Regions from separate parts of the Homo sapiens genome. Here region 2 is linked to region 1. The links are chromatin loops, found by intact Hi-C in ENCODE. Cell type or tissue: Calu3. All regions are shown on one strand. Links, peaks and the distances in the headings refer to the core of each region. The heading gives the core; the rest is flanking DNA.

Evidence for each region. A loop is a pair of places that touch in the nucleus more often than their neighbours do. Peaks named below come from ENCODE experiments on the same cell type or tissue, not always from the same donor. Only the 100,000 strongest peaks of a DNase experiment are listed, where the experiment ranks them.
Region 2: a loop joins it to region 1, with 18 times the contacts of the local background. A loop is called at or near these places in 5 of 110 quality-filtered maps.

What each region holds. Positions count from the first base shown.
Region 1 is chr3:40,315,771-40,318,695 of GRCh38, reverse strand. No RefSeq gene overlaps it. Among named protein-coding and RNA genes, the nearest start is that of EIF1B, 7.5 kb to the right of the region's middle. In Calu3, for the core only: a CTCF peak has its summit at 1,464 (motif pointing right); a DNase peak (open chromatin) is centred at 1,445.
Region 2 is chr3:39,667,130-39,670,054 of GRCh38, reverse strand. No RefSeq gene overlaps it. Among named protein-coding and RNA genes, the nearest start is that of MYRIP, 140 kb to the left of the region's middle. In Calu3, for the core only: a CTCF peak has its summit at 1,441 (motif pointing left); no DNase peak of the experiment used is centred there.

The sequences.
Region 1 (2,925 bases), core at 201-2,700:
GAGATAATTACAGTGGTATTTTATGGAGAAGAGGAGATGGTACCCAGGACACAAATGGAGGGGTTTGTTTTGATGGGTGGAGCAAGTGTACTTCATGCCTTGTATGGGAAAGAAGACAGAGTATGCAACATTGCCTCCAAAGGGTAGATTTGGAGGTGGAAAAATGAAGACGGTCAAATATCTCAATGACGGATAAGACCAAGCCTTCACCTTGCTTAGTGGAGGATGGAGGGGGGACTGGTAAAGGGAAAGGAAGAAAGAAAAGCCATCTTCCCTACCCCACCCCCCCACCCCCCAGCTATCTCCAGGTGTTATGTGCTGTTGTGGAGCAGATAGTTAGGTTGAACAAGGATTGGATTGGGGTTTTGTCAAATGAATTAAAAAAAAAAAAAAGGAGAAAGGATCAAGGGGAGATGATATTTGCAAGGGGTGTGATTGTGATGGTAAGCCAGGGAATCTATGCCGGGTCATGATGTCTGTGAAAAGAATTATATGAGCTGATGCATGTAGAATTCTCAGAGCAGGACCTACAATATAAGTGTTGAAAAGGAATTAGCTATTTTTATTATTAATGTAAGAGAAGTGAGAAAATGAGGGGCAATGCTTGATAAAAATGTAAAAAGGCCCAAAGGATCTGTTGTTAAAGAGATAGTTTCCTAAGTTATACCTCTTAACACCTCTTGTGGGGATCTCTAACCAGAGGCCCATCTGGTGATGCTGCTGTTGATTCCTGTGGGACCAAATCCCTAGAGCACCATTTCCAGGTTACTACTGAGCTCTCATTAGCCCTCCCCTACCTGTGCAGGTGAGATCTGCCAGATGCTCTGCAAGTGAGTACGTTCCTAATGATTAGTTTTCCAAATGAGTCCTGTTCTGGGTTCTTCAGGTCTACTGGAATGGCATTAAGGAGTTTTAAGGAATCCTGTCGCTGCTTTTCCCAGACTAAAGCCTTTAGGCAACCTCATAAGTGAAAGGCACATTAACTTCTGTATTGGCCTAAGACAGTGGTTTAGATTGAGAGCACTGAATATTTAGGGTGTGTGTATGCAAATTCCAGACTGTGTTTCTCAACAAGCGACAATTTAGGAGTCTTGATTGTTTTCTAGCTTAATCATTCATTCCCTGGAGGCTGTAAACAGAAGTCTCTGTTTACATTTAAATTAAATTCCTTCTAACAGCACCGTGGTAGATAGTAGCTGAGGTGCTTTATATATCCCCAGGGCAAGACCATGAAAACATTGTTGTCTCTCCCAGGTAAAGAAAAATGGCAATTGATTTATATGAATTGTAATAATAAATGTTTGGCTAGATTAATTTCTGGATCACATTTGAGTGATGACAAAATCAAACCTGTCAGCTGGTGCTTTAATGATGACTGCAACTTAAACCTTTATAATGCATGTAAACTGCTAGGAGCCTTCCAGTTGTTTAAGTGGCCACAAGGGGGTGATAAAGGACTGCATACTTACAGAAATCCGTCCCCCTTCAATTTCTTCTGTAATAGCATCATTCACTGGGTACCCTATATTTCGTTTCGACATACTTCATCTACCAAGTGGGCTGTTACTGGTTCCCATTCAGTGTGTCTGGCCACTCATTTACTATTCTTCCTGATGCTAGTATTGGGCTAAGCTTTTCTGCGTTTTTTAACAAGTCAATGGCAGTGATGCACTAAGAGTGGATGTTTATGGGGGTGGGCCTTTTCTTTTTCTTTTTTCTTTTTTTTTTTAACTTTAATTTTGAGACACAGTCTTGCTCTGTCGCCCAGGCTGGGTACAGTGATGTGATCTCGGCTCACTACAACCTCCGCCTCCCTGGTTTAACTGATTCGCTTGCCCCAGCTTCCTGAGTGTGCCACCACACCTGGCTAATTTTTGTATTTTTAATAGAGATGGTGTTTCACCATGGTGGCCAGGCTGGTCTGGAACTCCTGACCTCAGATGATCCACCTGCTTCAGCTTCCCAAAATGCTGGGATTACAGGTGTGAGCCACCGCGCCCAGGTTGGCCTTTTCTTACTTCAAGGAATTATACCTTCTACCAAATCCTTGTCTGGTGATGTCTTCCCCACAAAATTTAGGCTGACATGGATAACCTAGAAAAGAGGATTTAAAATACTCACAATACAAGGAAATGATAAATGTCTGAAGTGATGGATATGCTAATCGCCCTGATTTGATTTTATATTGTGTACATGTATCGCAATATCACTTTGTATCCCACAAACATGTATATTACATGTCAACTAAAATTAAAAGGGAAAAATAAATTTAAAAATAAAAACGCCAGGTGCGGTGACTCACGCTTGTAATCCCAGTACTTTGGGAGGCAGAGGTGGGCGGATCACCTGAGGCTGGGATTCGAGACCAGCCTGACCAACATGGAGAAACCCCGTTTCTACTAAAAATACAAAATTAGCCGGGCGTGGTGGTGCATGCCTGTAATCCCAGCTACACGGGAGGCTGAGGCAGGAGAATCACTTGAACCCAGGAGGTGGAGGTTGTGGTGGGCTGAGATCATGCCATTGCACTCCAGCCTGGGCAACAAGAGTGAAACTCCATCTCAAAAATAAACAAATGAATAAATAAATAAACATTTTTAAAAAGTTCTCTCTCTACTTTCCAGACAGTATGTTGTTCCTTGCCAGTGGACTCGGGATGTGGGGTCTGGGGTCTGGCACCCTGGTAAGAATGGGTAAAGGACACATGGAGACAAACTCTGGGGTTAAAGCTAGCCTCCTTCTGGACCATTCTATAGACCTCAGGCCTTCAAAACCCTCTAGACTAGAACAGGGAGCTGCAGTTGAAGCCTGAGCATGAGGCCTGAGATCAATTAGATTCCCTGTGGGGGCTTTAAGCTTCTTTTGTGCCTTGAACGAATGGTGCCTATCTATATGTCATTGCTTTTTGCATGAAAAATGTCTGTA
Region 2 (2,925 bases), core at 162-2,661, 650 kb after region 1:
GTAACATATAGAGTGCAATGGAAGTAACACTGCATGACTTTCAAGAGTAGGTCATAAAAAGCCTTGTAGCTTCTGAGTTGGCTTCTTGGAACACTGGTTCTTAGAGCCTGAGCCTCCATCTAAGAAGCCCTACTACCCTGCTAGAGATCATATAAAGAGGCCCTGAAACAACATGGAGAAAAAGAATGGCCCAATGGAGCTGAGCATTTCAGATGTCCCCAGCAAGTCACCATTCTTGAGTGAGGCTGTCTTAGACCCTCAAAACAAGCTCAGCCACCAGCTGAAGACCACCAAGTGACTTTAGTTGATATCACATAGAAAAGAAGAATTTCTGAGCTTAACTCTGACAAAATTTTTGATCCACAGATAAATGTGCCAAAATAAAGGTAATGTTGTTTTAAACCATTAAGTTTTGGGATAGTATGTTACACAACAATAGATAACTGGAATACTGGGACATCTCTTGATGTTTCCATTATTATCTGGTGATAGTAGCAAATGGACAGTTGTGAAAAAGCACAGTCTAAGTGTCACAACCATGATCTGACAATAGAAAAACAGCTAAGGGTTGAGACTCTTCTGAGATAAAAGTTGAAATAACCCCATCAGACAAGCAACTGAGATCACTCCAAATGCTGTCTGCTAGGAAAGTCTAAACTGAGTGGTAGAGGAGGGGAGTGATGAATAATATAAATCATGACGTCTGGACCACTTGCCACAACAGAAGTGATAACTTGTTTCACTAACCCTCTTGCCTTAAATCTTTCCAGAGATTCCGACTCGCTTCAATCTCAAGGGGACTCTCTGAAGTTTGGACTTCTACTTCCCCTCAAAGGAAGGCAGTGTGGACACCTTTTTCCTCTTGTATTTAAGGGTGGCCAGATATAATGGGAGATTACCAAATATCTGAGAAGGATAAACTATATCAGATGCTTCCTATGTACCACTTCAGAATCCCTTGGCCTCATCTGTCTTCAGGGGAATTAGCCACTTGTTCCAGTTCCTGTTGCCTCTGTAGACATCAACTTTAGGTGGACTTTTAAAACTTCTTGCAGGCAAAAGTCAAGCCACAAAGTCCTAGCTTATGCCCACACTATCACTTGCTGCTTCCTGCCCCAAAACTTTCGTGTTGACACTAAAGCATGAAACATCACAGGCCATGCTCAGTACCAACACATGCCAATTCAAAAGTGCAGAAAATTTATGGCCACTGAGACAAATCTTGGACCGGTGGGAGATAGGAGCCAGTGCATAAATAATTTTTCCTTCATTCTCCAGATACACTATCCTAAAATAGCTTTTATATGGATTATCACAATAAAGGCACATGAGGATGAATAATTTGTCATGTTTAGTGCCAAGCAACGGCCAATTCGGTGATGCTTTATTGTATCATCTCTCTTTTCTTGCCTCACTATGCTTTACGTTCACTACTGCCCCCTGGTGTACTGAAGAAAGAGAACACAAACGTCTGCCTCAGACTGTGCTTTCCAGAAACCCAGGCTAAGACGAGTAAAGAATATATTAACATACTATGTCAAATGGATACACAAAAAATTTTGAGTTAAAACTACAGGTGATGTCAACATGGCAGATCAAAGAATAGACAAGAAGAAAGTGAGAAGGCTGAGGTTTCATCTGGTTCAGATGGGAGATTTGGTATTGATAATCCTCAAAAACTGGTAGAAAAAAACCATGAATATGGGTCTTAATAAATTATAGTAAACCTTAAGAATAATTAAAAATTATATACCTACTTCCCAGAAGAAAGTAATATCTAGCCAATGTAAATGAGGGGAAATTTAAAATTACACTGAAATAAAGTGTAGTAAATTTTTTCAAGAAGTGATTATGTTTATCTTTATGCATGGTCAGGGCTTTCTGGGAAATTTTTACTAAGACCTGGGTTAAAACCTTGGAGTTTAAATGATCATTAAGTGGAGATTTACAACCTGGGAGGTATGTGTTATATTTCAGAAAGGCAATGAAACTCAGGAGCATGAAGATATCACAGGGGTTGTAATTCAGAGATACTTGTCTTATCTTCCCCCTGAAAACATTTACTTACCTTCCAAATAGTAAAAACTCTTTGGATACATTTTCTTTTCCTCCCAACTTTGGAGGATGCTTTCCTTTATTTACATTTGAGATCAATTCCTTCTCAGAGAGAAGAGGGAAAAGCTGTCTCTCTCCTATATAAACCCAAGATTTATATTTTGTGGGTTCTTTACTTATATACAGATCCCAGTATGTAGAGAATGACATCTAACTCTTACCACATCACCCTGAGGGGAAGAATCTGGGAAAAAATGAAATTGAGGTGGTTACAGCTGTGAATAAGTAATAACCTGTCTTTGCTAGAGAAAGCACATATCTCCCTGTCAGGATAATATAAATACATATAAAATATTGAAAACTTATCAATAACATGTATAAATTAAGATAGCAACAATAAGTTCTAATATAACAGCGTAGTAACAATAATTATAATACATATAAAAGGTGAAACCTAATAGTCACCTAAGTATAATTTAATGTAAATAAAACACAGTTTTGCTACATATTTTTCTTTTTCTTTCTTTCTTATTATTTTTTTTTGAGATGGAGTCTTGCTCTGTCGCCCAGGTTGGAGTGCAGTGGCACGATATCCGTTCACTGCAACCTCCAGCTCCCTGGTTCAAGCGATTCTCTTCCCTCAGCCTCCGGAGCAGCTGGGATTTCAGGCACCCGCCACCACGCCCAGCTAATTTTTGTATTTTTAGTAGAGATGTGGTTTCACCATGTTGGCCAGGATGGTCTCGATTTCCTGACCTCAAGATCCACCCGCCTTGGCCTCCCAAAGTGCTGGGATTACAGGTGTGAGCCACCGCGGCCATGCTATATATTTTTCTATGACACATACCATAATGGCATTTGCTTTTAATG